Regions from separate parts of the Homo sapiens genome. Here region 1 is linked to region 2. Evidence: chromatin loops called from intact Hi-C (ENCODE). Cell type or tissue: mammary epithelial cell. All regions are shown on one strand. Links, peaks and the distances in the headings refer to the core of each region. The heading gives the core; the rest is flanking DNA. Region 1 overlaps PLXNA4 (plexin A4). Region 2 has its middle 22 kb from the start of EXOC4.

Region 1 (16,386 bases), core at 7,494-12,493, 910 kb before region 2:
ACACACCATGCCATGCACTTTACACGCATCAGCTCCTTCTGACACCTGGCAGATGGACCATGCTCATCCATGCTGCAAAAGACCAGAATCCTGAGCTGGGGTGCACTGGCAGCGCAGGATTTTTGAAGTCCAGGGGCAAACAGCGTGACTCCCAACTCTGACACTTAGGAACTGTGCAGCCTCAGACAATCTACTAAACTTTCCTATCACTTTCCTCATATGAAAAACAGAAATAATAACAATACCTCATTGTTATCATTATTGTGCAAGTATGATAATGTCCCAAGCATGGATAATACTTGGCAGAGTGAGGGGGTTTTGATAAATACTAGCAATGATTAATGTGCAATGATTACTATTCAAATGAATGGATCTCTATGATTTTCATCCAAGCCCACTGAGAGCACAACCCTGATATAAAGAGGTTAGAAGGTTTCTATATGTGCCGTAGATAAAGAGGCTAGAAGATGTGGCCTGCAGATTGGACTCCCAACATCTGACAAGTTCACCTAAGGGCAGGAGAGGGAGAAGAGGACCCACAGCTTAGCTCTGGGCTGTCTGAAGACAATAGAGGGCAGGGAACCAGGACTAAAGAGTCTGTGCTCTTTAGCATGAATTGTACAGAACAAAATGGACCCAGAGAACTTCCCGTGGCTGCCCTGAAGCTACAGGAATTGTCTAGGAAACCCTGAGTCTGCTTTAACTCAGGAGAGACTCAGAAAGCCAACGACTTTATGGAGGAAGAACAAAGCAGTTTCATGCCCATGGTCTGACCAAGCTGCAGGAGGGGAAGTGGAGAACCACAGCCTGGCCTCGCTGAGAGATGCGGCATCTCTGAGGACCCAGGGAGGATGGAGGGCAGAGGTGGGGCTGGCAGGATGCTGGGGAGATGCAGAGCCAGTCTTCAAAAGCAGAGTCAGTGGCTCTGCATGGTGTCAGGCACAGAGACGCAGGCCAGAACCAGGACCGTCAGCTCCTCATCCACACGCCTCTATTGCCTCATCCTACAGCTTGGACAAGCCATGTTCATCTCTGCCCCCACACATGGGGAGGCTACCTCCTCTCCTCTCTGCCCACACAACTGTTGCAGTGACAAAGGGGTTAATGCCTGCGAGACAATGAGGACTGGGAACAGGTGTGCAAGGATGCTGGGGCTGGCACAGTCCATGTTCCTCTCCTGCTGGAAATCTGGCCTCCTCTGGAGTGGGATCCAGCAGGTGCTTCATGCTGTTACACCAGAACCAGGAGAAAACTCCTGTCTAGCTGGAGGCCCAAAGAAAACAGAAGTAGAGAGAAACCCGGGAATCCAGGGACTCCTGTGTGAGCTGCTACCACACCTTCAGGAGTCGTCCAGGTACTAACTCAGAGGAAGGATGCTGCTAGCACAGAGCTCGGCACAGGGCAGAGACTCAATAAATCAACTGCACTAGCAAAGGGGGACTTCATTGCAGCCTCAGAAGCAGCTTCACCTCCCTCTCCCTTCACATCCCAGATTTACCAGTAGGCACCGCCACCCTAGAGTGGCTCCCTTATAAGCTATAGGGTGTGACAGCCATGAGTGTGTCAACATCTTGAGGGCAGGTCAGTGGTGTAGAGCTTAAGCCTGGGGCTGTGCAGGCAACCAAGCTCGACTGCTGATTCTGTCTATTATAGATGTCGTAACCTCAGGCAGGACTTTTCAGACTTGCTTAGCATCCTCAGCTGAAACACAGGTCTCAGAATTTGGAGCTCAGAGCTGCCGTGAGGATCTCATCAGGTGAATTGTGAAATGCTCTCAGTTCAGCACCTGATACATGCAATATACATACGTGCCTGTGAGCTGTGGCTAGTTAATACGTAGCCGTGCCTGGTTAGCCAATGTGAAGATGAAGAGGAGATAATGTGATGCTGATGATGGTGTAGCAGAGCACAGCTTCCCCTAGCAAGGCTCCCTGGCAGCTCTGGGAACACCAGTTGCTTAATAGATGTGTAGTAAATTGACAAATGAACACATGAGTCCCATTAACATTGGAAAAAGATCAGAAGGGTCCCAGCATCCTCAGAGACTATCTTCCAAGCTTACATTTCTTTGATGTTCTGTCCTTACAGGACCACCAAACCTCTTTCTAGCACTAAGGGCACCCGCAGCAGCCAGCCCTATATGGCTCCCATCATCATCCTGTCTGCAGGAAGCCCCGTGGGTCTGTTGCTCAGCCCCCAGGCACTGTTCTGCAATTTCCTTGACAAATAAATAACCCAGGGAGTGTCAGACAAGTGCGTATTACCTCAACATCTGCTCTCCCTACTGGGCTCTGCCCTAGGTTCTTCCCCTGCAGCCTCATCAAGCTACTGGGGCACCAGCACTTTCAAGGGGCACTGAGGCTGCCATCCAAGGACAGCTGTGTGTGTGTGAGAGAGGCTAAGAACAGCCCATGTTCACCTATGACAAGGGGCAGAGGTGCAACTTCCCAGAAGGTGGAGGATGCAACTTCAACAAGGCTGGGGTGCCTTTCTCCATTCACTCCTCATCCCCTTGGGAAGCACGCTGGTCAGAGTGGTGCTGCCTGACTTCTGGCAGAAATGATGGAGTTTCATTTTGCAATGTCAGTGCATTTGCAAAGCCCTAGAACAGGAGGGGATTCCAGATTTGCTCAGTTGGGATCTATACCAGGATTTCAAAGTAGCCCCAGTTCCTGGGCTATCTAGGATAATTGTGTGTGTGTGTGTGTGTGTGTGTGTGTGTGTGTGTGCGCGTGTGGCCTAAAGGAGGGTCAGAAGGAAGTGAGGGATGCATGTGACGTTACCCAAGATCCGGCTCATGGAAAACTGAGAATCTCAGAACTCTCCCCAGAGTCTCCCGGTATGATTCGGTGCCTCCTGTGGGCTCCAGCGGCACTTCCTGCACACCTTGCTTGTGTCACTTATATGCATTGCTACATGGGGTCATGAGCGCTCACTGTCTTCCCCACTCCCTAGGAGCTTCTTGAGTGCAGGGGCTACATGTTATTCATCTTACCCAAGCTCACTAGCCAGTAAGTGGAGCACCACACTGAAGTTTACATTTTCTGGCTTCAAACCTGTACTCAGCAACAATTCTTCTAAAAGTAGGCACTGTAATGTTCAGTGTCACCAGCAAAAACAATTACTAGAGCTTCTTTGAAGAGTGGGCCTCACTCAGGGCTATCTCATAGATCACCACCCCTTATTGAATCCTTCCCCTCCCCGTCCCACACATCTCTCCAGCACAGACACTGCCCACATCTTACTTTTTAAAAACAGCAGCTACTCTGGGAAAGAAATACTTGGAACTATCACAAATGAGGACCCAGAAATTCATGAGTCCTGGGGTGAGGCATGTGAATAGTTTACAGTCAGAAAATCTGTTCCCAAAGAGACTGTGGGGACAGCCTTCCCTGGGCTTAGAATGCTGGAGCTGAGAAGGGCATCCCTGTCTGGGGATGACATCACCAGACAGAGCTGGAATGCACAGATGCAGAAAGCTGGGGGCCCTGGGGCCAGGAGAGAGCTTGGCTGGAAGATCACAAAGGGGCTTTTGACCACCCTCATCCCAGGAAAAACCACAGAGACCCAGCTTTAAGCCACCCCCGCCCTCAGTTGAGGGGCCTAAAGACATCCTCCTCCAATCAGACGGGTGACCTTTGATCCCAGTGAGGGAGGCACCAGAGCCAAAGTGCCTTGAAGGAAAATAATAATAATAATAATAATAATAAGTGCCTGTATGGGTTACTCCTTCTGCCAGAAGCCTGTGGAGTTAGTTGCAGAGAAATCCATTTTAAAATAAGATATTGGAAAACCATTCTCTCCGTCACTGGCCACAGTTATTACAATTATTTATGTGGCATCATCAAGGCCCATGTGTTTCACAGCAATTAAACTATTGATCTCCCAGCTCTGAGGCACTGAGCAAAAACCTACAGCCACTGGTTCTGGTGCTCTGGGAGTTGCCTCTCCCCATGTTTCAGATGTGAAAACTGAGCCCGGTGGGGAAGTCACCAAGAACAAGAGAGTCAGGGGATGGCACATTAATATTAATGATCAATATGTTAATATAATATGCTAATGGTATATTGACATATCAATAATAATATATCCATTTATCCATTTGGCCAGCACTTACTCTGTCAAAGTGTTAGTTTTTAGGTTTGCCCAAGAAATTAATAATGCAGTGATTGAAAGCATGGGTTCCAGAGGCCATTAACAAGGGCTTCTACGCAGCTCTGCCAGGACCTAGCTACATGACCTTTGGGAAATGAGTCAATTTCTCTAACCCCTGGTTTCCTCATCTGGAAGATGCAGATAATAACAGTACCTACCACAATCAGTTGACGTGAAGATTTAATGAGTTAGTAGATGAAAAGCATTTAGCACACTGCCCAGCACATAATCACAGCTAAACTACAGTTAGCACTTATTTACATGAGGGGTCCATGGCTACTCACTGACCCATGACACACCTCTGGCAACTCATGTTGCACAGCTACGTCATTGGCAAAGGAGAGAGGGAAGGCTTACCCTCCTGTGAGTCGCTGCACTGAGATTTGAGGGGCACTGCATTCTTTTTTGATGGTCTTGAGGCAGGAGCTGCACCTGGACCTCTGTTTGCAGCTGCCCCCTGGATGCACATGGGGGTGGTCCTGAGCTCCAACCTCCCTCTCTGCCTACCTCACTATACCTATGTCCCCATCACTTTTCCTCAAGCCTAGAGTCAATATTAAGCTAGTAATGGTTACACAAAGTCTTATTTATGAAATGCATTTAAAGTAATATTATTTAATGTGTTTCAAGGACATGTTAAGGGATAAAATGTATTGGATGGTGGGAGTCTGAGACTGGTTTTGAAATAATTCTCCTTCCTGAACTTTTTTGCTACAGGAAGTTGCATGTGCCTGGAACATACACTCTTATATTGCATGGTGTGGACAGGGAGAGACTAAAAGTAGGGTGACAGTAAAGGACTATGATTCTTATCTTGGTCTAGCCAAAAGGCAGTTGGAATAGAGGGTAAGGACAGAGGGAGAAGGAGATGGGGCTTGAAGAATGAAGGACAAACTCTGGATTGTCACACCTGGGTGGCCAAGGGAATGGTGGGCCCAAGGAGCAAGTTGAAGGGAATGCCGTGTGGGTGGAAAGAAGAAGTGCGGGTCTGAGATCTGCTGAATGTCACTGGTGGGAGTGTGGCCGATTGACTGTCTCATTGTTTTGGACATTCAGGACTGAATGTCTGCTGGATGTCTGACTGAATGACTTTCTGCTTAGGCAGAAAGTCATTGCTTAGGACAATTGAGTCACTGTCATTTTAGAGGTGGATTGTGATATCATGATATCAAATCATTTCCCGGAGCCAGAATTTAGACGACCACCATGGCAGGCTGGCCCTCCTACCCTGTCTCTAAGGGTCACATCAGACACATTCCATAGATTACAGAATACAGATTGGAAAAGTGCCGGGGAAAGGGAAGAACACAAATCACTATTTCCTACTTCCCTTCACGTTGCCCCCAGACACTACAGAGGGCTCACTAAGTTGAGGAATAGAATGTTCTCCCACTTCTCATCCCAGAAGCTGAAATAGGCTCCATGCATGACCCAACATAAACTTGCAAATGAATAGGCAGTCACTTTGAGGAGCACAGGAAAGACACACCGATTTAATTACCTTCTCTGCACCATCACCAGGGTCCTTCAATTTTAGTATCTGAGGAACTTTTCTTTGGATTAAACAGTTTCACAGAACCAAACAAAAGTCTCATTTTGCACCAAAATTTTCACAATTTTTGCTTAGGGCTGGTTCAGGAACTTCTTTCCAAAGTCTATGTCAAATTAAAAATCCAGAAATACCTACCATTATTTAAAAAATAGTAGGGTTTATTTCCCACACTGACCTAAGACTTAAAACAAAACGAAGCCCTCTAAGGGTTGAGTGTGTGGTGTGGCCCCTTCTCCCCACAGACCTTCCCCTTGGGTCAGAGCGTTTAGTCGGCCTCATGCCAATGCCCATGACCGGGGGTGCTGGTTCCCTTCTGCTTCTTGGGGCCTTCCATGGTTCACCCCCATCAGAGTCTGGAAAGGGAGGCCACGGGAAGTAGGGAAGGGAGGAAGAGGAAGGAAAGGGTGGGAGAGCTGAGGGTTGGAGAATATCAAGAAAAACTGAGATTTTACAGGTTGTTACTCTGGGGTTCCAAAAGAGGTCCTCACGGAGGTTCCACATCACCAGACCCTGGGTCCTGTATCAGAACTGTCCTGGGTCTGCACGCTGGAGTTCACTAACTGGACTTCCAGCCACTTTACTTCCCATCCTCAACGTAGACCAGGAAAAGTCATGATGGAAAGACTTCTTTGTTCCTCCTCAGCCCAGCAGGGCTCTGATCATGCCAGCTTGTTGTGTTGCAAGACACGAAAAGAAGCCAGCAACAAAATTGTCTTGCGTCACTTAACTTCCTCTCAGATTTCTAAGCAGGTAATTATTTCCTCTCCTCCAATGGACTGCAAGCATTTTGGAGGGTTTTTATCAGAGACACTCCATAAATAAAAGTGTCAGGTTATTAAGGATAATCTTATCCACTCTCCTGAGCAAGTTATCCAGTGGAATATTGTGCTCTTCCTCTGTGGCACTTTCTTCCTTGACTTTTCCATTTGGCACCTAAGTGAGCCAGGGGAGGATGTGTGAGCAAGGGAGACATTTCTGCTACTGGGGCCTGGGAAACAGGACCAGAGGGGCTTTCACTCCGGTCTGTTCTGTGTGACCTCTGGGAGGCTTGTTTTCTCTAGTTCATTCCATTGCTGAACATGAGTTGAGCATGTACTGTGTAAAATCCCACCCAGAAATGCACACATTTCAAATAAGATTTGGCTGGTTTCTACCCTCAAAGACTTCTTGTCCAAAACAAGATTCACAGCACAATTTAAAAAGCAGTTTCACATTGACTTTCTAAATTTAATTCACACCACACATAGTAAGGACACAATAAACTTTATTGAATTAATAAATGAACCATGATTCCAGTGAGGGAAGGAGGATGATTATTTGTACTCATGTTGTATCTATGAACAAACTAAGACTCAGATGGGCTACATGATGCTCAAAGTTAGATTATAGCTAACAAGTGCTGGATCTCATTTTCGATCAGATATTCTGGTTAAAACCCAATACACCTTGGCCCACATCTCACGCCCCTCCCGAGTGAAGCACATTCAAATGATTGACTTCTGTTCTGGTGGCCATGGAGAGGAAGCAGTGGTCAATTCTGAGGAGTGTGCTTCCCAGAAGAGTGGCAATGTGAGCTGATTGTTAGGAGGAATATGATTCAAATAGCAGGAGCCATGAGGAAGAATATGTCCTAGGCAGGCTGGCATGAGCAAAGGCAGAGATGGAGGAAAGTGCCACGTGTGTGCAGTGTAGGGTAGTCAGCTGTGGTCAGGGCATATGACTTTTGGGGGCATGGTGGGAGGGAAGCCCAGAGTGGTAGGTTGGATGCAGGTGCAAAAGACCCTTGAATGTCTTTCAAAGTGCTGGGCTTTAACCTGTACACAGAGGGGAAGTGTTGTATGTTTCCAGGATGGGGGAACTGATATGATCTGACTTTCATAAACTGGAGATAATAAGCAAAGCATATCCTACTTTTTCAACTTGGAAAAACTGCTATGCCCTTGAAGAGGGGCACTGTCATTCCTTTAACAAAGTGAACGCCCACTTATTGCCTCAAATGACTAAACTAAAAAATGCGACTCTATCACCATAAGCCTCCCTATGTTGTGTTGGGAGGTGGATTTTATTGAATCGTCCACATTCTCCCAGTTCTCTTCTAGTCAACTTTTTGGGTTTAGGTTAAGGGAACAATACATTTCTTTGCAGCAAGCTCTCTAACCAGAGTTTGGGAAAACCTTGATGTTCTTAACATAAACTCAATCAACTGACTTAAACGCATGGAAAATGGTGGACTTAGGAGGAACATTTCATTTTAGCACTTTACGGATCAAGTCACTATGGGATAGAGACCCTAAACTCTCACAAACTTCCAGGCTAAGATTTTAAAACATAGATTTAACCCTAGCCTATAAAGTACTTAATCAATAATAGCTTGGTGCCTCAAATTTTGAAAAGGATTTTTATGTACATCATTTCAGTGTGTCCTCCCAGCAGTATTGTGAGCTGGGTTTGGGAAGTGTCCTTAGGCCATAGCTCCCCAGCAGATGAAGAACTAAAGCCTGGATGGGAAATGACTCTCCAAATTCATGACACCACTGTAGCTTCATTAGGTCTCTTAACTTCTGAACCTGTTGTTCTTACCATGCTATCTTGGCACCCACTTCTTTTTAAATAAGGGACTGGGGTCTCACAAGAAAAGTACACAATTTAGTCCCCCACCCTCCAGTTTCATCAATGCAGAGTGAGATGAGTAAAACAGGGTGCTATAAGACTGCCTGTTGCTTGAGCCTAGCTGTGTTGTGCTGGGGTTGGGTTGGATTGGATTGAGTTGTATTGTGCTGCATTGGGTTAGGTTGGGCTGTGTTGTGTTGTATTGGATTGGATTAGGTTGGGTTTTGTTAAATTGGGTTGTGTGTGTTGTGTTGTGTTAGACTGGATTTATTGGATTAGGTTGGGTTGAATTGGATTGGATTGTGTTGTGTTGAATTAGATTTAGTTGGGTTGTGCTGGATTAGATTGAGTTGTGTTGTGTTGAATTGAATTGGGCTGGGTTCAGTTAAGTTTGTGTTGGATTAAATGTAATTGGATTGGGTTGTGTTGGGTTGTGTGTGCTGTGCTATATCATGTTAGATTGGACTGGGTTGGGTTGGGTTGGGTTGGATTGGATTGGATTGAATTGGGTTGAGTTAGGTTGTGCTGAATTGGATTGAGTTGGGTTGGGTTGGGTTGGACTGGATTGGGTTGGGTTGTGTTGGGTTGTATTGGATTGAGTTGGGTTGGATTGGGTTGGGTTGGGTTGAATTTGATTGGATTGGGTTGTGTTGGATTGTATTGAATTGGATTGAGTTGAGTTGGATTGGGTTGAATTTGATTGGATTGGGTTGTGTTGTGTTCAGTTGGATTGAATTGGATTGGGTTGCATTGGATGGGGTTGGATTGGGTTGTGTTATGTTGAATTGGAATAAATTGGTTGACTTGAGTTGGACTGAACTGGGTTGGATTTACTGGTCTGGGATTCACTAGCATAGGATCCAAAGTCTTCCCTGATTACTTTTATTCTGTGGCATTCAGTGACCATTTGCCTATCCTTGCAAAGCTACCATGAGTTTACCATGACCAGGTTGTGTGCAACAAGAGCAAAATGGAGCAGCACAAGCAAAAGTCAGCACAGCATTGTGGAACACCAGTTGTAGGGAGCCTCTCAGCCTGCTCCCTCCCTCAGCTGGCTCAGGTTACACCTGGCCAGGCAATTTCAGAAATGGGTAGGGAAGAAATCCAAGAGCAGGGAGTGGAGAACAAGAGCCAGGCAGAGCAAGGGTCGGGGCCAGGCAGGCACAGTTTGCAGGCCAGAGAACATTCTCTGAGAGCGCAAGAATCTGTGCCTCCTGGGAAAGGCTGTAATCCATTTTCCCTGAAGACCCGAGTAACCCGGTCAAAGAAACTCAATCCCAAGTGGTTTTGACATAAGGTCATGAACCGAGACAAGGCAATCTCAGCAGTTCATCCCACACAACAAGCAGGCCTGCAGGCAGGGGGACTGGAGCGGAGAGGGCAGGGGTAGCATCTCAGGGCCCTGGTTGCAGGGGGAGGGAGTTGGAGCCCTTCCTAGCCAGACAGGTGATTCATGTGGACACTCTCACCCTTCTGAGCACCAGAGATCACACCAGGGTCTGACCCTCTGGCAGCCCCATCTGCTCACTAAAGGGGAAACTGAGGCAGAAAAGAGCGCAATACTGCCCAGAACCCAGAGTGTCGAGGAAAGGAGGTGATATCAGTATGTGCTCACTTGCTTTGGACACTTGAGAGCGCTAAGCTGGGGGAGGGTCAGCTTCTCCAGCCTCCTGGCTTCCTCCCTCCCTGCTTTCCCTCTCCTTCCCCAGGGCTGGGAGCCAAGGGATGCCTCAGCTGCAGGACTCTCCCTCCCCACCCCCTGCAGAATGAGCGTTTCCACAACTTGCACATCTTTACCTCCTGTGTTTACCGGAAAACAGGAAGGAAGGAGGGAAGAGGAAGTCTTTTCAGAGCCTCTGGTGATCATCACGCACTTTGCTTTTTTTTTTTTTTTTTTTTTTTAATTCTTCTCCCCCACTCCAATCTCATCTGTCCCCTGAAGGGAGAAATCGAACCCATCTGTAGTTGTTACACAGGCAAAATCACAGATGCTGCTGTGGTCTAGCCAGGGTCGGAGGGGCTCTGTTCTGTGGTGTATATGTAGGTATGTGTGTGCGCGGGTCTCTGCCTGTGTGTTTCTGAAGCTGGTCTTTAACAAGTGTGGACTCTCTGTTGAATTCTGCATTTTCTCCTGCAGCCAGCAGGTGGCAGTGCTGCGACAGTCGGGTGACTCCAGTCCTGTGACGCCTGGCCCCGCAGCGCTTGTCAGGACTGGTCCAACCGTGGAAGGGAAGGCATGTCCACACGCACCCCAAGGTGGCCCACATAGAGGTCCTGGGCAAGGCGATATGGAGGAGAGCCATCCAAAGGCCCTTCTGAAACCTCCTCTCCTCTCTTCCATTCTTCTCTATTTCCCCTAATCTAATCTAGAAAGGGGGAAACCTACTAACGTTTCCTAAGCACATGCAGCATGGTTTTCAGACTTAGCATAAAACCCCTGCAGAGCTTGTGAAAATGCAGCTTCCCAGGCCCTGTCCACTGAGACTCTCACGCAGCATGGCTGAGGTGGAGCCCAGGAACGTGCATTTTGAGTAAGTGCTACTGGTGATTCCCATGCAGTCCCCAGGGAACTCCAAATTGAGAAATAGAAAACTAGCATATTCCAGGTGCTGTGATGAGGGCTTCATCCTAGATCTGTTCTCAGGGTTCCTTGTAAATTATAATTCTCTCCACCTGTTTCCTACTCTAGGTCTGTTCTCAGGGTTCCTTGTAAATTATAATTCTCTCCACCTGTTTCCTACTCTAGATCTGTTCTCAGGGTTCCTTGTAATTTATAATTCTCTCCACCTGTTTCCTACTCTCCAAACACATTGCCGCTGCACTCCTCTACCATGAAGTTTTGGCTCTGCATTCTTAACGGACAATTTTGCTGTTTCCTTATGCTAATTTCCTGGTGCTCTGAGATCACCGGACTTCCTGCTCCAGAAGCAGGTTTTCTCACACTGCCTCCCTGTCATCCTAACCTTTCTTTTATTCCGTGTAAGTTCCTGAAATGCACAGTGCCTTACCCTGCCTTCCCAGCCATGGGGCTTTGCTGGAGCCGTGCACGGCAGTACCATGCTTCCCCACCTCTCCTATGCTCTCCACTTGCTTCCTTCCCAGTCAAAGGGCTCTGCTGGAGTTCTGCAGGGCAGTGCCATGCTTCCCCACCTCTCCCATGTTCTCCACCCCTGCCTTCTCAGACACCTGAGTTGGACTGCCCTGGTGAACATCTCCACAGTCAAGCAACCTGGAGCTGCACCTACAGACATGTGCAGAGGACAGGCATCTCCCTTGAAAGTCAGCATGACACAAGACCTACCCACAGTGGTCATACTGGGCGCTTTTAAGATGGCAACACAAACAAACTCTGAAAACCCAGTGTATTCATTTGCCGGGGGTGCCATAACAGGTGACCACAAACTGGGTGTCATAAAACAACAGAAATGTATTCTGTCACAGCTCTGGAGATTAGAAGTCTGGAATCAAGGGGCCGGTAGGGCTGAATCCTTCATTGCCTCTTCCCACCTCCAGTGACTGCTGGCAGTGCTTGCTGTTCCTTGGCTTGTGGCAGCATCACTCCAATCTCTGCCTTTGTCTTCACATGGCCCGGGTCTCTCTGTCTAAATTTCCCATTCTTTTCTCTCATGAAGTCACCAGTCACTGGATTAAAGCCCATCCTTCATCCTAACTTGATTAGATCTCCAAAGACCCTATTTACAAAAAGGTCACATGCACAAGTATCAGAAGTTGGGACTTCAGCTTTCCCTTTGGGGAGATACAGTTCAACCTGCAACACCCCACGAACCAAAGATTCTGCTTTCACTTCTTACCTCCTGCCTGGAGAGAGGAGAGCAGAGTCTCCGTGCTTCTCCAAGCACTGAATGACCTTTCCCATGAATAAAGCTTTTGCTCTTGGTGGATGCCATATTGGAAGAGGTTAAAGCAAGTCAGCTTTGGGCTTCCCTGAGTGCAGTGGTTCTCAGAGTTTGGGCTCCTGACCAGCAGCATCCGGGAACTTGTTAGAAATGCCAAATCTCTAGCCTTGCGCAGACCTACAGAATCAGAAACTCCAGGGCTGAAGCCAGCAATCTGTATTTAATAAGTTCTACAGGTGGTCTGGATGCATCCTAAATTTTGAGAATGACTGCTCCCGCGGCAGGGCTCACAAGGGCATCCCCAGCAAGTTCCAGCCACTGACTATGTCGTTTGTTGCCCCAAATCTCCCTGTTTTTCTGCCCTCCGGTTCCTGGCAATCCCTTGCCAGCTGCCCTTCCTTGACGGCTGTCAGATGCCTGGCACATCACCTGGCTCCACACTCACCGGCCAGCTTCCCAGCACTGTTTTTCTCCGGCTGCCTCTCCTCACCTGGCTCTCCGTCCGCCACCCCCTCGCGCTTACTTGCATGCCCTCACTTCCCTCTGACTCTTTCTCCTGACAAAGAGAAGAGCTTGGCAGGGGTTGGTTAAGTTAACTCTGATCACACAGAAAACAAACTGTTATTTTTCTGTCTGCCAAGCTGCTGAAGGCAAGGATGTCAAGCCCAGGATGTGTGTGAATGTAAGATCTACAGTTACCCTAGCGTGTCTGTGTTCTAGGCAAGCTTTTTTTTTTTTTTTAAATCGTGGTCCAGTTCCCAGGGAGATACCAGTGACAACCTCTTGGATGCTCATTGCGCTGGCTGTGACAGTCTCTGTACACATTCCCTGACCCAGGGAATGAGCAACTCCCATAAACAGCAGACGGTGGGTCACCTCTGACATCTGCTGTCCACATTTCTGATCCCCTGGAAGGCCTTGTTCAAAGCAACACTGGGCTGAAATGTTGGTGCACCATGTGTGTTTGCCGTGTCGGTGCACATAAGCAGACAGACCTGCAGGAGGCAGACAGCCAGGCAGGAGGGAGCCCCGGGGGACACGTGGACACATGTTAGAGTCTGGTGAACATTCAAGACAAGGTTTTAAAGATGTGTCTGTGGTTGAGGGTGGGGAGGGGCAAAAAGGAGGCCCTTTGGAGAGGGCCAAGGTGCATATATTGGGGAGCCTGTATGCGGGTGGCCACCCTCCCAGGAGAGTTTCAAGTTTCTGGGGAGGAGGGAAGCCTGGGTGGGGCGGAGGGGGCATAGGAAGTCCTAAACTCCACCCCCAGAAGAAGGTAGAAATTAGCAGAGTATCTGGGCAAGCTACAACCCAGTTTCCGTGCCTTTTTTGTCCCAATCACCAAATTGGGCACAATTATAGTAGAATAGCAGTGAGAAAAAAACAAACAGTAAAAATAAACATGGTAAGTGAAAAGGTTGGAAAAGGAATGTGCCAGAGAAATCTGGAAATCTTTGCATGCAGGCACTCGGGTCTGAGACACACTTTCCATTGGGTCTGGAAACCAGGTAGACCAAGGCTAGAGTTCAATTTCCCTAAAAGGGCTTTTTTTTTTTTTTTTTTAACAGAGTCTCACTCTGTCACTCAGGCTGGAGTGCAATGGTGCAAACTCGGCTCACTGCAGTCTCTGCTCTTGGGTTCAAGCGATTCTTGTGCCTCTGCCTCCCAAGTAGCTGAGATTACAGGCATGTGCCACCATGTCTGGCTAATTTTTTGTATTTTTGGTAGAGACAGGGTTTCACCATGCTAGCCAGGCTGGTCTTGAACTCCTGGCCTCAAGTGATCCACCCGCCTCGGCCTCCCAAAGTGCTGGGATTACAGGCGTGAGCCACCGTGCCTGGCCAGAAGGGTTGCCTTTTTCATTTCTGTCTCCTAGATGTCACATCAGGTTTTAAGAGGCTGTGGCTCCATTCTTTATCCCACACAGCAAGAAGGTAGCATGGCTAAACATCCTGGTGCAATTTCAACCTCTCAGGACCATTCTCTAGTTTCAAACCCCAAAAAGCACCTGGCCACATAGGTGAGTTGCTCCGTCACTATCACTCATTTAGTTGGAGACACTCATCTCCTCTTAAGCACCTCCCGTGCTGTATGTATTTTTAAACTATTGTGACTTATTTTGCTTTGGAAATTTAGGAGATCATTGGGTCACTCTTTGAAACAACCAGAGATGCTCAGGAAGAAAGGGATGTCACAAAACCAGGTTTGGATACCACTGTTCTGGGGTTCGGCTTCCTGTGACTTAAGAGATCTGTTCAGATTTTAAACAGGACAGCTGATCCACTATCTCACTGGGTCCCCTCTAGGCAATATAAGCCAGAGAGGCCTTAACATCAGAAATACAAGGGTTGGGGAGGGGTGGTGCACATTTGTATCAGTGTATTCTCCTTTAGCACAGATGAAATACACTGGGTGACATAATGGAAATTCACAGAGGGAAAAGATCCGTTGGGGGAGAGACTCATAACTCAGGTGACCACTGAACTGTGATCCCCACGAGTTCACCTTGTCCAGCCTGTCTTCCCTTTTGCCCTCTCCCCACCACCAGGCCTTAAATCACCTGTACATGTGCATTGCTGGGTGCCAGCAGATGATTCATGAAACTCAACAGACAGATGCCCTGGTGGGCACAGGAAACCGAAGGATTGAGAGACATGGGTGTGTTGAAGTGCTAGCAGTAACAGCCATGAGGCTACACAGTCCATTAGGTTTTCATTTTACAAAGTAGAGTGTACTTGCATCATCTCATCTAATCCTTCGAGTGATCTGAGGAGTTAGGCATTATTACCTCCAAAGCCTAAGAGAAAGTGGTAAAAGCAAAGCCTTCAACAACAAAACCCCAACCCAGGAGGCCTGACCTGGGTCCACCTAAAATCTCTCAGGACAATTCTAGGCACTCTCCCTCCAAAATAGGTCTGCTAGATCTTCCTCCTGCTCCACGGCTCTGCTGTGCAAGGTGTCACCATGCCAGGGAGTCTTCTGACACGACTCTCCCAGGCCATGGGTGAATGTTCCACTTCCAGGCCACTATAATGTCGACTGTCCTTAGACTATAGCCATGCTTCTGGGTTCTGCAAAACAATCTGAACCCAAGATTGAGAAACCTGTGATATAATATACAGATCTGTCATGTGGAGGAGACTTGCAGGTTTGATTTTTCTCACTGTTTAAATATCTGGGTGGCTGCAGGAAAGATACACCACCCTCTGTGCCTCAGCTTCCTCGTCTGGAAGTGAGGGCCTCATATCTCTGTGGTTTCTCCAAGCAGAAATGATGCAATTCTACATGAGGTGCAAACTAATTTGGCTACAAATCATCACAAAATAGGCCTAAGGATGGAGATGGTCCTGGACCATACCGAGCTAGGCAGGGATCATCAGAGACAGGCGAACAATGGGTAAGGAGGGCCCTGGAGCAATTTATCCTATTTACAAAAATTAGGCTCTATCTAAAAACTTAGCAGAGAACTGCAGACAAGGATGTTGACCAGTGAACCCAAAACCGGATGCCAAGATCCTTCCAAGAAAGTGAAGGGAATGAATGAGAAGGGAAGAGGAAGAGAAAGCAGACAGGAGTGAAGGGAGAATGGGAGAGGAAAAAAGAGAAAAATTTAAAAGATCTGCCGGTTTGACACTCACATGAAAATGTCCCAGCAGATTTGCATTTCCTAGTAATAAATATTTTGTGTTTACTTATTGTGACAGAGTTTGCATGTCATGTAATCACTGTTTCAGTTCATTTTCCCCCCAATGATAGATTGTGATAAGTTGGTTGTTAATAATGCTACAATTTACCTAACAAATTTTGAGCTTGTAATACAGCTTCATTAATATGTTTAATTTATCGTTACAGTTCCTTCAGGTTAATGGTTTGAGAGTATGTTGGAGTTTAATCTGAATGGCTATTATAAAGTGCTTGTTTCTCGTTAAAATGTAAAACTGAGATACCCAAGATTTATTTGGGATAAACCAGCCAGAATAAATCTCCCTCTTCTTTGCATTGGGAAGGGAATGAGGGTCGGCTATTAAAAAGGCTAAGCATTGGAGAGCCCCTTCAGGTAAGTTTAAAGTAATTTTGCAGATTAAACATCCTTTCCCTAGGGTGAATGGGAGCGATGCCTGAGGCCAGAGTTTAGCCTAGAAGGATTCTCTGGATGCTGCAGAAAGGTAGGGACATCAGAAATGGGGTGATAACTGAATTTCGACAAAATAC
Region 2 (16,386 bases), core at 5,307-10,306:
GAGGAGAAAGGGGTGTATTTTTCATGGTCCCAAGAGGAAACACATGACATGCTAAATTTAGAATAATTTGAGAAACCTTCAGTTAATGGAATGTTTATAAATGTATGAGCTGGATACAGGGGAACTACAGGGATACTGTAGTGCCAGGGCCTGTAGCAGAACTCTTACCTCTAGCCCAACAGGGAGAAAAGGGATAAGTGGGACCCAGAAGAGAGAATTAATCAGAGGAAGCCATTTTGAAAGAGTCGAGTAACCTTTGACTCCAAAGGGAGGAAGACCTCGTCATGCTTCCTCCATTTCATCTCCTGTGAGTGAAGTGGGGGGGCAGGGGTAGGATGGTGCCCAGACTGCAACTCAATCTGGAGCCAGAGGGCAAAGGGGCCCATTGACAGCTCTGCACATACACATCAATCTCCTTGAAGAAGAAAACAGAGTAGAAGGAGGAAGAAAATAGGTCTGGAGGGTTACACAGAAGATATCTGGCACAGGGGTAGAAATCTCTTCGCAACTATTTTAAAACTGGAAGTCTGATATCCTGGCTTAAATGTTATCTCTTATTTGACACCTAAATTGATGTTATTAAGGTCTCAATTTACATCTCAAACCAGACTTCTCTTTTAAAATCTAGATTTATAGCTCCAGCTGCCTCTTGAATGTATAACTGACATCTTGAACAGAACATGTTCAAAACAGAATTCTTGATTTTTACCCCCAGATCTGTGCCTCCCCAGCCTTTCCAGAATTAGCAATAGCACTGCCACTTTTCCAATTGTTCCAGTCAAAAACCTAAGAATCACCATTGATTTTTCACTGATTCTACCCTCAAAATACATCTTGAATCATGCCACTTCTTTCAATCTGTGCAGCCACGACCCAGTCCTGATCTCCCCTCATCTCTTGCCCCAATTAGGAAATTAAATATCTTCTAATTAGTTTCTCTGTTTGATGGCCAAATTCTAAAAGCTACAGCTATGATTCACAGTTTCTTTAAGCCCACCTAATTTTTTGATTCAAGAACTGATTGGTCTTTGTTACTGGACCAGTTGCATTCAGTTGGTTCCCAAATTCTGCAACTAAATTGATCAACCCATTTGTATAGTCCATTTTCATACTGCTATGAAGAAATACCCGAGACTAGGTAATTTATAAAGAAAAAGAGCTTTAATGGACTCAAAGTTCCACATGACTAAGGAGGCCTCACAATCATGACAGAAGGCGAAGTAGGAGCAAAGGCACCTCTTACATGGTGGCAGGCAAGAAAGCATATGCAGGGGAACTGCCCTTTGTAAAACCATCAGATCTCATGAGACTTATTCACTATCACGAGAACAGCACTGGAAAAACCTGTCCCCATGATTCAATTACCTCCCACCAGGTCCCACATGGGGATTATGGGAGCTACAGTTCAAGATGAGATTTGGGTGGGGACACAGCCAAACCATATCATCATTCTTTCACTGATCTTTACATTTTCAGTTTTATCAGCAGTTGTACCATGTAGGTCAAAGCCTTGTTTCTATTTGAGTTTAAAATATTTTAATCCATCTTGGACTCACTAACACTAGTTAATGGTTTGATGACTTCATATTTAATGCCTAATGTCCTGGCTCTGAAGGAATTAACAAATAGAAAAAGAAAGCAATCCAAAATATGAAGTTTCAACATCTCTTCAGCAGGAGGTATTACTTAATGGGTGCAGAGGTTCTGTTTGGGATGAGAAAAAGTTCTGAAAATGGATAGTGGTGATGGTTATACAACATTGTGAATATCTTAATGCCACTGAATTGTACACTTAAAAATGGTGGAGATGGTAAGTTTTATGTTATATATAGTTTATCACAATAAAAAAATGTTAAGTTTCAACATCTTTGTTATCAGAAAAAAAAACTAGGAAGTTTCCTAAAATGTTGTAAACTAGGCCTGAAAGTCTGTAATATCATCTAGAGTAGAGACTGTTTAATATAGCTCTCTTACCCTACACCCCACCCCTACTCCAGCCTGCATTCCCAGGAGCCCAGCCCAGTTTGTGGAAGATGGTGGGCCCTGAATAAGCACTTATTAATTGAATTTTGAGTGTCATATTGATGATTGAACAAGTCTACATTCATCAGTTAGTACTAAAAACAGATTGAAATGGATATTACCTCATAAAAGGATCCCAATTCTTATCTTTACAGTCACTATCCTGCTTACTTTTCTGTGCATGAGCCTTTTGTTACCTAGAAATCCATTTCTATCACCTCTTATTCCTCTACAATACTTATCTTCTTGTTTCTTTAACCATTGCTTCAAAGTTTTGTTTTCCCAATCTTTTTTGTTTGTTTGTTTGTTTGAGACAGAGTCTTGCTCTGTCGCCCAGGCTGGAGTGCAGTGGCGCGACCTTGGCTCACTGCAACTTTCGCCTCCCGGGTTCAAGTGATTCTCCTGCCTCAGCCTCCCAAGTAACTGGGACTATGGCCAAGCCACCACACCCAGCTAATTTTTGTATTTTTAGTAGACATGGGGTTTCACCATATTGGCCAGGCTGGTCTTGAACTCCTGACCTTGTGATCTGCCCCCCTCGGCCTCCCAAAGTGTTGGGATTACAGGCATGAGCCACCGTGCCCGGCCACTTTCCCAATCTTAAATCACTCCTGTCAGTCTCAGATTAGTGCACTAGTATGAGCTCAAGGTCAAAATTCAGATACAATTTGTTAGCTCCCTATAGGGTGGGTGCACACCATGTCCTACGTGGTTAAGTGTCTGTCCAGTCTGGCCTCATCCTAGACTTTCATGATGAGCATGGGGCAATCTGCAGTCTTCCCTGCCCTCTTTCAGAAGCACTGGGGAACCAGTCCCACACTTAATCACACCCTTACCACCTCAATTTTGGTTTGCTGCTTCTGTGTTGGACCTTTAACTCCCCCATCCAAACTAACTCTCAGCTCATTCTGTCTACCACACAGTCACCTATGGGTATCCCCATCCCTCACCTTACCAAATGCAGCATGGTGGTGCACTCTAATCAGTGAGGTGCTGCTAAGTGTTTCAAAAGCAGCTCCCCAGGCAAAAAACAAGCACATGAATAATGCACAAAGAAACGACAAAAACCACTTGATTTGTAGCATTTTCTGATTTTTGTGGTGTAAATACTTGTACCATGGCCAAGTTCAGGCAATCAATGTGATGTCACTGAATATGGAGTTGGAAAGATACATATAGTAGCACATCATTTTATTGTATGTTTCCCTATGTTAGTTAACCTCTAAGATGTGAGCCCTGGTATTCAGTATTTATTTCCCTCTCATGTTGTTCCAGGGTTGTTTCGTATAACCAGTAGGAAATAGTGGAAGTGGTTGTATGTTACTTCCGAGGTTAGGCTATAAAAGGCACTGCAGCTTCTATCTTGGTCTCTCTCTCTCAGATCACTCACTTTGAGGGAGGTTAGCTGCCATGCTCTGAGAAACCTGATGGAGAAGCTCATGTAGTAAGGAACTGTGGCCTCCAGCCACAGTCATATGAGTTAATATTCGTGGAAGTCATATCTTTAGCTCCAGTCAAGCCTTGAGATGGCTGCATCCCCCACTGACAACTTGACTGTAGTTTCATGAGAAATCCTGAGCTAAAACCACTTAGTGAAGCTACTCTCAGATTCCTGACTTAGAAACTGTGTAAGTTAATTAATGTTTGCGATTTTGAACTGCTAAGTTTTGGGATGATTTGTTATACAGCAATAGATAACTAATACACCATCATAAAGATAAGATAGATATAAATACCCTAAAGAGCATAGAATTAGTAAAATAAGAAGAGTAATTAGGAAATGCCAAGTTTTGAATATTTACTGCCTTTGTTTTTGTTTTGTTTTGTTTTTTTCTTGAGATGGAGTCTTGCTCTGTCACCCAGGCTGGAGTGCAGTGGCGTGATCTATGCTCACTGCAAGCTCCGCTTCCCGGGTTCACGCCATTCTCCTGCCTCAGCCTCCCAAGTAGCTGGGACTACCGGCGCCCGCCACTACGCCTGGCTATTTTTTTTTTTTTTTTGTATTTTTAGTAGAGACGGGGTTTCCCCATGTTGGCCAGGCTGGTCTCGATCTCCTGACCTCGTGATCCACCCGCCTCAGCCTCCCAAAGTGCTGGGATTACAGGCATGAGCCACCACGCCCTGCCCTGCCTTTGTTTTTTTAACATAATATATGTAATTATAAGTTTATGTAATTAAAAATTTAATAATAGTTGTTGTATTAGCCTGTTCTCATGCTGGTAATAAAGTCATACCTTAGACTGGGTAATTTATAAAGGAAAAGAAGTTTAATGGACTCACAGTTCCACGTGGCTGGGGAGGCCTCACAATCATGCTGGAGGGTGAAGGAGGAGCAAAGTCAAGTCTTACATGGAGGCAGGCAAGGGATGTGTACAGGGGAACTGCCCTTTATAAAACTATCAGATCTTGTGAGACTTATTCTCTATCACAAGATCATCACAGGAAAGACCCGCCCCCATGATTCAATTACCTCCCACTGGGTCCCTTCCACCACACGTGGGAATTATGGGAGCTACAATTCAAGATGAGATTTGAGTGGGGACACAGCCAAACCATATCAGTTGTGTTTAATAGGTAGATTTTAAAAATTCCTGAAAATTTAATAGTCAGTGCTCATAAGCCTGTAGGGGCACGTTCTAGCACAGCACTGACTCTCATCTAGTAGTTGTCTAATTTTTTATTTGCATACACCTATCAGTAACAATTGCTTGAGCATATAATTGCAAAAGATTTGTAGTTAGCTTTATATTATATACACACACTACTCTAGTAATATGGTTATAATATTTTTGAGGGGAAAATAAACATATATATATATATATATATATATATATATATATATTTTTTTTTTTTTATAGATGGAGTCTCGCTCTGTCGCCCAGGCTGGAGTGCAGCAGTGTGATCTTGGCTCACTGCAAGCTCCGCCTCCCAGGTTCACATCATTCTCCTGCCTCAGCCTCCCGAGTAGCTGGGACTACAGGAGCCTGCCACCACGCCCAGCTAATTTTTGTATTTTTAGTAGAGACAGGGTTTCATCATGTTAGCCAGGATGGTCTCGATCTCCTGACGTCGTGATCCACCCGCCTCGGCCTGCCAAAGTGCTGGAATTACTGGTGTCAGCCACTGCACCTGGCACAATAAACAATATTTTAAAATACATTTTATTTCATTTATTTGTGATATGAACCTTTTTATTTTTAATGGGAACAAACTTTTCATAAGCAAGAGAAATGTGTCAGCTCTATTACTTCACCACTGTTTTAACCTGTAATGTGCCTGAATGAGAGCTCATGCCAGAAAGAGAAAAAGTTATCAGCTCTGCCAATTTCTTGTTGTTTCCTTTTGCTTGTGTTATTAAAACTCAATTCAATTCATGCTCTCTCTGCAGGAATATTTTAAAACTAAATAACCTAATCTGTAAAACCATGTAACTTTTTACATGCAAATAGCAATATTTCACAATTCTAGGAAATAGAATGAATGAGAATGGGGGAGTCTGTGTTGCCACAAAGGAGTATCTGAGGCTGGCTAATTTATAAAGAAAAGAGGTTTGCTTGGCTCACAGTTCTGCAGGCTGTACGAGAAACACGGCCCCAGCATCTGCTTGGCTTCTGGTGAGGTCCTCATGCTGCTTCCACAAACAGGGAAAGTCAAGGGGAACCCGTGTGTGCAGAGATCAGATGGTGAGAGCAAATCAAGAGAGCCAGATGGGGGAGGTACCAGGCTCTTTTTAATAACCAGTTCTCGGCTGGGCGTGGTGGCTCACACCTGTAATCCCAGCACTTTGGGAGGCCGAGGTGGGCGAATCATGAGGTCAAGAGATTGAGACCACCCTAGCCAACATGGTGAAACCCCATCTCTACTAAAAATGCAAAAATTAGCTGGGTGTGGTGATGCATGCCTGTAGTCCCAGCTACTCAGGAGGCTGAGGTGGGAGAATAGCTTGAACCCGGGAGGCGGAGGTTGCCATGAGCCGAGATTGTGCCACTGCACTCCAGCCTGGAGACAGAGCAAAACTCCATCTGAAAAAATAAAAATAAAATAAAAAATAAAATAACTAGTTCTCCTGGGAATGAAAAGTGAGAATTCACTTACTGCACCCACTCACCCTACAGGGAGGGCATTAATCTTTTCATGAGGGATCCACTCCCATGACCCAAACACTTCCCATTAAGCCCCAACTCCAACATTAGGATCAAATCACAACATGAGATTTGGAGGAGTCAAACATCCAAATTATAGCAGGGGTCATTGTCAATCCGAACTCACTATGGAATTCTCACTCTTCCTAGGACACTTGGCATGCCAGTGAGATTGTCTTTGTGTATCCATACAGTAAATATTAAAGTTGAACTCCTTTCACTTTTAAGAGAAAGAGATAACTGTTTTATTATTTTTTCCTCATACACCAGTAGATCATTTTACCCAAACCCTGGAACATCACATTCAGGAATGAGGAGGAATATCTCACCCTCACCTCCCCCTTTAGAGACCTGTGGTCTAATCCTTTGCTGGAAACTAATGCTGACAAATGGTGTTAAATGGCCACATAGGACCTCCCATAAGGGCTCCTGAAAGGTACATCCCCTTCGGTAAGTGGTAGGGAATCACTGTACCTTGGGTTTACAAAACTGGATTGAATGCAGGGGATATAAGTACACAAGGGAGATAAGTTTGGAAATGCTTAGCTATCTCTGGAGTTGGAAAGACGAGAACACAAGAAGAATGCGTAAAAAACAAAGAAACAAAAAATAGCAGCAGACACCTAACATGGGTGATGAATATAACAGTCAGAGCTACGGTGCTTCGTTGAAAGCAAAAGTCTAGAAAAGCAAGTAAGATAAACTCATCACAAGCATCTTTTGAGTCCCTAAAGTCTCCTTTCCTGGGAAGATTTAATAGAAGAATATGGCAGTCACCCATCCTCTGGCATAACATCTATAAATGTGTTATTCCTCCATCCCCTACCCAAAACTCTTTCAAGGTGATCATTCAAATGCATACTTTTCTGCATATTATAAAGTAATTTTTCGCTTCTTTTGTGTTTTGATAGATGTTTCCTGGTATTTAGCTTCAGAATGTTTCCTTTTATGCATCTGAAACATTGTCATTTCTTGGAGACTCTAATGTGGCTTTAAAAAAAGAGGATCACTCTGTCCCCAACTGTTACCTGCTCTCCAAGGGAGAGCTCAACCCCAGGAAATTGGAAGGTACTGATTATTTAGCCTACCTTAGTTCAGCTTCGTTATCACTGTTATAACACCTTTGACTAGTTGCTGGGGTTGGAGTGATGGCGAAGAATATATATTGACAATATTTCTTTTTAAGAGATCAAAGCCTGTATTAGTTATAGTATTCCAAAAGGAAAAAACACATAATAAATTAATTGTTATAACCATAGCCTTTAACATCTTACAAAGTACTTGTACATCCTTTTCTCATTGAAGCCTACCTGCAGTTCTAGGTTGAGATTATTTTTATTTACCATTGAAAAAAACTGTGGTCATGTGGCTTACACAATTTACACAAACCTTGTTTCTAAGGTAAATATCACAGACATAGCAGGTCTCCTGTTCTGTGACATATGACAAAAAGAGACAAATAAAACATGTTTTTCCTTCCTTTTACTTCATGTTTTCACTACCTCCCTAACTCCATCTGGTCCAGGTTGAAGTAAGCTGACAGTCTTCATTTACCTTCTGTTTGTTTTGAGAAGACTCTTGAACAAAATTAAACCTCAGGGGCAGGATAAGAAAATTGGGAGAAGGAGACAGGTTCATTGGAAGACATAAACCATGAAGATGATTGCCAATATGGGGACAGACAAGGTTAACTAGAAATCTGTTTGGCTATAAAGCAGGAAAGATAGAGCCAGTATAGGAAGATCAGAAAAAAGACAGGAATCAGGAAAACTCCCTAATTTTCAGACCACGATTTCACCTTTTCATAGCATATTAGGATGAAATGAACAGAAATCCTGTTTCAATATGTTAGACTGTGTAAACTAGATGAGCCACATGTATTCTCTGGGCCTGTTTCTCTCTCTCCTAAACACACACACAATTTAGGATGGCCAAATAAAATACCAGATACCCAGTTAAATATGGATATCATACTAAAAGATAAATGCTTTTTTAACCTAAGTATGCCTCAGTTTCATATGAAATATATGAAATCTACTAAAAAATTGGTTTCTTTATCTGAAATTCAAATTAATTTGATGCCCTGTATTTTTATTTACTAGATCTGGCAACCGAAACCTAATGAAACTTGAGATCAACTTGCTGCCACTGAATATAACCCTATGGAGCTGAGGAAATCACTACTGCCCCCTGTTGGACTCGGTTGGAACAGTCATTTTCTTGTTTTGAGATGTGCATATTAGTTGCAAATAATTCTTAGTTTCTGTCTGTAGTTACACAAAGTTTGTGCTTTAAGTACAGTTTCCACTCTGTTGATGCTGAAACAAGTTTTTCAAGTAGATCTGGTTTGGAATTTGTTCTCTCCTTCCCCAAGTTCCAGAGATGCTCAACCCCTTCCACTATCACCAAGATAACTTCCTTTGCCAAACTAGCAAACATGTCCAGTTAAATCATAAATTGAACTTAACGTCAACCTCCCATGGACGCATTACACATTACACATTACAGATGCCATTAATGTGCACATATTACACATTACTTCCTTTGCCAAACTAGCAAACACGTCCAGTTAATGATAAATTGAACTTAATGTTGACCTCCCACGGACACATTACAAAGACGTAATAATCAATGTCACAATTTTCCCTACAAATCCTACTCATTGGGTGTGAGATCTATCACAAAAAGTTTGTAGAACCTCCCTTCCTGGGAGTTGGTTAATTTGAGAGAGGTCATCTCAAATGGATCAAATTCAGGTGTATCAAATGGCAGGGAGGAAGAAATAGACGACTCCTCAGACTCCATCAATTACATTTTTATTTGTTATATCTCATTCTCTACTTTGCCAGGGAGAACATATGAAATTGGACTTGCAAAGATGGCGAACCATCTCTTCCAAAGAGTGTAGAGCGATACTCCCATCCCTGCATCTGACCATGAACCTGACCCTTTTTATAGCCCCCACAGTAAAAGCCAAAATAAAGTAAGATTGCTTTGTGTGCCCTTGAGGTGGTTTTGGTGCACAGAAAAAAACCATTCAGCAGTCTAAATATTCCTATTGAATGTATTAAATGTTAACTATGAAAATATAAATCTCATCTTAAGTCTTTTCTTGAAGTGAAATTCACTTAAGATTAGGCATTTTAAAGTGGACAATGTAGTGGCATTTAGTCCCAAACATTTCCATTGCTCCAAAGTAAAACTCCCTTCCCGTTAAGCAGTCATTCCTCATTCCCACCTTCCCCCTCACCTTGGCAATCACTAATCTGCTTGCTATCTCTATAAATTTGCCTATTCAGATATTTCACATAAATTGAATCATATACTATGTGGCCTCTTGTGGCCGGCTTCTTTCATGTAGCATAATATTTTGGAGGTTCATCCACGTTGTAGCATGTATCAGTACTTCATTTCTTTTATGGCTGAATGACATTTTCCTTAAGTTTTTTAGTTCAGCTTATAAAACTTATTATTCTATTTCATGGAATTAGCAAATTTTGAATGATAGCTTTTAAACTGACTGATTAATATGTAGTCCATTGACATAGTTAATTAAAACCCTTTAAAATTTCAAATAGTATATATACATTTAACATGTTCAATTTTCTTTAATAGACTTTTTAATTGAAGTATAACAGACACATAGAAAAGTACACAATTCCTCAGTGTGCAGTTGCATGCATTTTCACAAAGTGAACATGCCTGTGTAGCTGCCAACCAGACTAAGCGGAAGAACATGACCAGCATTGCAGAGAGTCCCCCTGCCCCTTTGCCTTTTCCTGTGAAAGAACCATCTTTAAGTCCTGAATCTGTATGCTTTTCTGTGGAAGAAATACTTAACAAATTATTTGCTAGCCGCTTGTCTACCTTAACAGAAATGGCTGCAGGCTGCCAAAGACACGATTCAGAAAGAAGCTCCCTGTTGGTCTTGTGGCTTTTGGCATCCCCTAACACCCCCTCAGAACCCTCTGCCTGCAGATCCGTCCCTTTGTGCTGAGTAGGTGGCACACATTGCCCTTTAGTGTGAAGGAATTGGAAATAGAAGAGAATGACACTATCTCAATTATAACTGGGTTTATGCTGAAGATCCACTGCTAGCTGCTGTATATACATTTCCTACAGTTATGGGCAATTATTCCTGTTTTTTTTTTTTTTTTTTTTGAGACGGAGTTTCACTCTTGTTGCCCAAGCTTGAGTGCAATGGCGCGATCTCAGCTCACCGCAACCTCCACCACCCCAGGTTCAAGCGATTCTCCTGCCTCAGCCTCCCAAGTAGCTGGGATTACAGGGATGTGCCACCACACCTTGCTAATTTGTATTTTTAGTAGAGGCAGGGTTTCTCCATGTTGATCAGGCTGGTCTCAAACTCCCAACCTCAGGTGATACACCTGCCTTGGCTTCTCAGAGAATCCTTTTTTATTTTTATTTAAAAAAAATTTTTTTTTGAGACGGAGTTTTGCCCTTGTTGCCCAGGCTGGAGTGCAATGGTGCGATCTTGGCTCACTGCAGCCTCCGCCTCCCAGGTTCAAGTGATCCTCCTGCCTCAGCTGCCCGAGTAGCTGGAATTACAGGCGCCTGCCACCAGACCCGGCTAATTTTTTGTATTTTTAGTAGAGATGGGTTTTTGCCATGTTGGCCAGCCTGTTCTTGAACTCCTGGCCTCAGGTGATCCGCCCTCCTTGATCTCCCAAAGTGCTGGGGTTACAGCCGTGAGCCACCTCGCTCCGCCTAATTAATCCTTTTGTTATGAAAACCCTTTAGGTATTTCCAGATGTAGACAGGGAAACTCAATGGACTTTAATGGCACATGCTCTCAAGGGTTCCCGTGGCCAGACCAGGTAAATAGCCCGCTCTTAGAAAAGATGCCTTGAGAAGAATTATTTCTAGCCAGAACAGACTTTAATAGCATCAGCTAGATGAACAGAAAGCCCAGAGCTAAGGTAAATGCAGAAAGTAGTTAAGAGTTCTGGTGAGGAAAATAGTATGGGGCCATACAGTACAGAGCTTCAAAAGCTAGGGCAGGAATGTGTTGTGAGGCAATCAGGAATCACTGGAGGTTTGTGAAGGGAAACCCATCAGGGTCGAATCACCCTCCTCTCCTATATCATTTTTATGTTCAGAGGGGCCTTCTGACATAAAGAGTAGGACTGATGAGTGAGTTTTCACACCTGTGACTTCTTGGGAGCGATCAATCTGTTCACAGAGACCTTTTATCCGCCTTTGTCCTCACCATGGAGTTGACCACCTACCTGGCCTTGTACTTCTTGAGTGATGATGAGCATGTTATCCATAGCAACCATAATAATAGGTAACAGTATTTATAATGTGTCTGTCACTGTTCTAAGTAGTTTTTAATCTTTTTTATCTTCACAGCAACCCTCAAAGTCAGTATTATCATTATCCCGATTTTACAAATGAAGAAACTGAAGCACAGAGAGGTCAAGTAGTTCACCCAACGTCACCACTAGCCAGTAAGTGGCAGAAAAAGGATTCACAGCTAAGTGGCCTGACTCTAGAGCCTATATTCTTACCTTAATCTACTCTAGACTATTCTCAACCTTAAGATATTTTATCTACATCAAAGCTGCATTTAATGCTCAATTGTTTTTACACATCTGTAGGCTGCTGTTGCAAATGTGGGATGAGGTTTTATTTTTTTTCTGTCCCTTCTCATCTGGGCCCTGGGCAATTGCTTAGAGGTAGAGCTGGTAGCGTTGTCTTCTGCTGCTCCTCACCTGTGCTCCAGAGGACAAAAATAGGGCAGCCTGCATCATTTCTTGCCCAGTTATTCAACACTTATTGATTGCCCGTCTCAGGCAAAGCACTGAAAGGATTGAAGCTACACATGACATAACCCTTGGCCTGGAGGCTCTTACACCTCATCTGGATCCAGGGGCATTTACAGGAGAAGAAGATGGACAGGCCAGGAGACCATTAAAAACAGGAATACTCGACCAGGCATGGTGGCTCACGTCTGTAATCTCAGCACTTTGGGAAGCCAAGGTGAGTGGATCACCTGAGGTCAGGATTTAGAGACCAGTCTGACCAACATGAAGAAACCCCATCTCTACTAAAAATACAAAAAATTAGCCAGGCGTGGTGGCACATGCCTGTAATCCCAGCTACTCTGGAAGCTGAGGCAGGAGTATCGCTTGAACCCGGGAGGCGGAGGTTGCGGTGAGCTGAGATCGCACCGTTGCACTCCAGCCTGAGCAACAAGAGCGAAACTCCATCTCAAAAACAAAACAACAACAACAAAAAAAAACAAAAACAAAAACAGGAATACTCACCTCCAGCCCTGTTTGGCTACATGCTTCATTTCTCTTACTCTATCCCTGAATCACTGGAGTGCTAGGAAAAGTGACCACCTTCGTGCATCTCCTTTTCTACCTAAAAAATGTAGCTTCCTTGATTTTTTTTTGGGTCGGGGGATTGTTTGTTAGCGTGAAAGTGGTTTAAGATCTAAGGCAAAATAACAAAGTGTTATTATCTGAGTACACAGCACACACTGCCCTTTCAAAACTGTTGCCTGTAGACTTACTGCACAGAGCAAAGCCCTCTGGGAACAAGCACTTACAATGAAAAATGGCTTATTATCATAATGGAGTATTCAATTACTTCCTCTGATGAGAGGTGGAGGGGTTTCTAAATTCATTGTATTAATTTAGAGTTTAGGGGAGGGAAATAATTAAAAATGTAGGCCACCTATGGGTGCTACATAATGTGGATGATATAGTGTTGTTATAATGGGAATATGATACATTTTATTTATACAGTCTCTAGCTACAAAGAGTGTATTAGGTATTTTGCAGTGGGGCTTGGAAGCCTAAAACAAACAAGATTAAAATCAGCAATAAAGCAGATCGGGAGAAGCCAGTGAAATTCAGCAATAAATTTGATGCAAAGCCAATGTGATATGCCAAAGGCCTTTTAGAATTTGCTGTGGGCTGATGATTATGTTTTCTTAGTTTAGTGATATGGGAGGATATAGAAGGTAGGGTTGATGACTGTGAAGGAGAGGTCAGCCAGGGAGCACTTCCTATTGCAGGAAGAACAATTCCAACTTTGTGGAGGAGAATAGAATATTCATGGCCTAAAGGTTTTTGTGAAAATGTGTGTGTGTGTGTGTGTGTGTGTGTGTAACTCTCCACAGTCACTCATTCCTGTGTGATTCATAAGTCTTATAGTCAGGAAATCCTTTCTCCATAACCCCATATCATTTTGTGGGGTTTCCCACTCATGTTTTCTTTTATTTCTTCCAGTCCCATGCTCAGCCTTCAATCTTTTAAAACCTCCAGACTCCTGTAACAATTACTCCTGGTATTCCTCATGTTAATATAGCAGAGCATACTAGACAGAAATAAGGCCCAGGAGAGGAGAATGCATACTTAATAGTCATATGGGGTTCACTGGGTCCAATCTCAGTGTAATAACACTTAGCAAAATTTCTCGGAATTCTATGAAAATGGCAGCAAAGATTTGCTGAGAAAGGCTGCATGTACTGTCTATTTTTCTCCATGCACTTACATTAAACATACCCTAAAGCATATCTTCTAAGGCCCTGGCAAAAACCCTTAACCCATGTGTTGACGAGAATGGTTCTGGTCTAGCTTGTGCCCTACTTTATGTGTCCCATGTTGTTCTTGCTGCAAATGTAGATGCATTTGTCTGTCAAAGCATCAGTTCAAAGGACTGAATATTATGTATTTTCTTTTTCTTTCCTTTTCTTTTTTTTTTTTAGAGGCAGAGTCTTGCTCTGTTGCCCAGGCTGGAGTGCAGTGGCACCATCTCAGCTCCTTGCAGCTTCCACCTCCCAGGTTCATGCAGTGAACCTCAGACTCCCGAGTAGCTGGGACTACAGGCACATGCTACCATGCCCAGCTAACTTTTGTACTTTTAGTAGAGATGGAGTTTCACCACGTTGGCCAGGCTGGCCTCGGACTCCTGACCTCAAGTGATCTGTCCGCCTTGGCTTCCCAAAGTGCTGGGATTATAGGCGTGAGACACCACGCCCAGCCATATTATGTATTTTCTGTGGGAGATTTGCGTATGTGCTATGGATTCTAAGAATTAGTTGCTAGTTGCCTGCTCTACTTGTTAACATGAATGGGTACATTGTGAGAAAGAAAGCTCCCCTCTCAGGGTCCTCAGAGCACACTGCATCCTTGGTCTCTTTAGCCTCTGTTCTTGCTCTGGCACAATTTGTGTTCTCTGTGTAGTGCAATCCCAGGGCTGGTTAATCCTCTTTAGTGGGAAGTATTGCTCCCTGCCTGGCAGCTACACTAAAAGGTTGTACGTTGAGCTACACCATTGCAATTTCTGGGTAATAGCATTAAGTATTCTCTTCCCCTCTATGCCAGTGACTCTAGGTGTTATTGTTTAAACGCTTCATTTCTAAAACTGCATAGTAACATCAGATTATAATCATGTACAATGCAGTTATTTGTTCCCATCTTGCTGGTGTGTTTCTACAGGGTGGACACTACTTTCACATTTTCTTAATTTTTCTCCATGTCTCCATATATATATATATGGCAATGAACCACATATATATTGTCATATATATGTATATGTGTGTATATATATACACATATATATATAGAGAGAGAGAGGGAGGGAGAGAGAGAGCAATGAGCCAGACATGGAGAAAAAAGTATATTTCTTGAATAGCTTATATAAATAACATATATATAAAAAGAATATTTATTGGGCATTTTCTATATATATATATATATATATATATATACACCATTTATATTTTTTCATTTTCTCATGTTTTCAGAAAGTTTTGAGACATAATTGTACATCTTTATGGGGTTACAGAGTGTTACTTCGCTACATGTATACAATGTGTAATGTTATTTCGATATATGTATACAGAGTGTTATTTTGATACATGTATACAATGATGTAATGATCAGATTAGGGTAACTAGCATATCTACCACATCGAGCAGTGATCATTTCTTTGTGTTTGGAACATTCAAAATTCCCTCCTTTAGCTATTTGAAAATATGCAATAGGCCAGGTTCAGTGGCTAACACTTGAAATCCCAGAACTTTGGGAGGTCGAGGTGGGAGGATCACTTGAAGCTGGAATTCAAGACCAACCTGGGCAACATAGCAAGACCCCATCTCTACAAAAATTAGAAAACATTAGCCAGGTGTGGTGGCATGTGGCTGTAGACCCAACTACTCAGGAGGCTGAGGTGGGAGGATTGCTTGAACCGTGGAGGTTAAGGCTGCAGTGAGCCATGATTGTGCCACTGTACTCCAGCCTGGGTGACAGCTGGGTGACAGAGCAAGACCCTGTCTCAAAAAAAAAAAAAAAAATTAGCCAGGCATGGTGGCACATGCCTGTAGTCCCAGCTACTCAGGAGGCTGAGGTGGAAGGATTGCTTGAGCCCAGGAGTTCCAAGCTTCAGAGAACTATGATCATATCACTGCACTCCAGCCTGTACAACAGAGTGAGACTCTATGTCTCTTAAAAAAATTAACAAAAACTAAACAATAAATTAATAACTATAATCACTCTGCAGTGCTATAGAACACTGTAAGTCATTCGTCCTATCTAGCTTTAATTATGTATCTGTTAACCAACCTTTCCCTATCCACCTCTCCCCACTCCCCTTCCCAGACTGTAGTAACCACAGTTCTACTCTCTACTTCTATGAGCTCAACTTTCTTAGCTTCCACATACGAGCGAGAACATGGGGTATTTATCTTTCTGTGCCTGACTTATTTCATTCACTTAACATAATGTCCTGCAGGTTAATCCATCAACATCTTATTATGAAAATGCTCAAAGCTACTTACAGAAAAGTTGGAAGAGTAGAACAGAGAAAAGTGGTATATGTTTACCTAGACGTAGCAGTTGTTAATATTTGGCCACATTTGCTTTGTCTGTTCATATATACCTTAGTTTTTTTCTAAAATATTTGAAAATAAGCTGCAGAAAACATGACATTTCATTTGTAAATATTTCAACACACATTTCCTAAAGATAAAACAAAAAATATATATAACCACAATATTGTAATGACACCTAAGAAAAAAATACAGTTCATATTTTAAATTCCATAATAACTAAGGAGGCTGGTAAGAGGATTGCTTCAGGGCTGGGCACGGTGGCTCACGCCTGTAATCCCAGCACTTTGGGAGGTCGAGGTGGGGGATCATGAGGTCAGGAGATTGAGACCATCCTGGCTAACACAGTGAAACCCC

Evidence for each region. A loop is a pair of places that touch in the nucleus more often than their neighbours do. Peaks named below come from ENCODE experiments on the same cell type or tissue, not always from the same donor. Only the 100,000 strongest peaks of a DNase experiment are listed, where the experiment ranks them.
Region 1: a loop joins it to region 2, with 5 times the contacts of the local background. A loop is called at or near these places in 10 of 110 quality-filtered maps.

The regions. Positions count from the first base shown.
Region 1 is chr7:132,308,466-132,324,851 of GRCh38, forward strand. All of the region lies in intron 3 of PLXNA4 (plexin A4), which reads right to left. Among named protein-coding and RNA genes, the nearest start is that of PLXNA4-AS1, 36 kb to the right of the region's middle. In mammary epithelial cell, for the core only: a CTCF peak has its summit at 10,462 (motif pointing right); a DNase peak (open chromatin) is centred at 10,476.
Region 2 is chr7:133,222,441-133,238,826 of GRCh38, forward strand. No RefSeq gene overlaps it. Among named protein-coding and RNA genes, the nearest start is that of EXOC4, 22 kb to the right of the region's middle. In mammary epithelial cell, for the core only: a CTCF peak has its summit at 8,347 (motif pointing left); no DNase peak of the experiment used is centred there.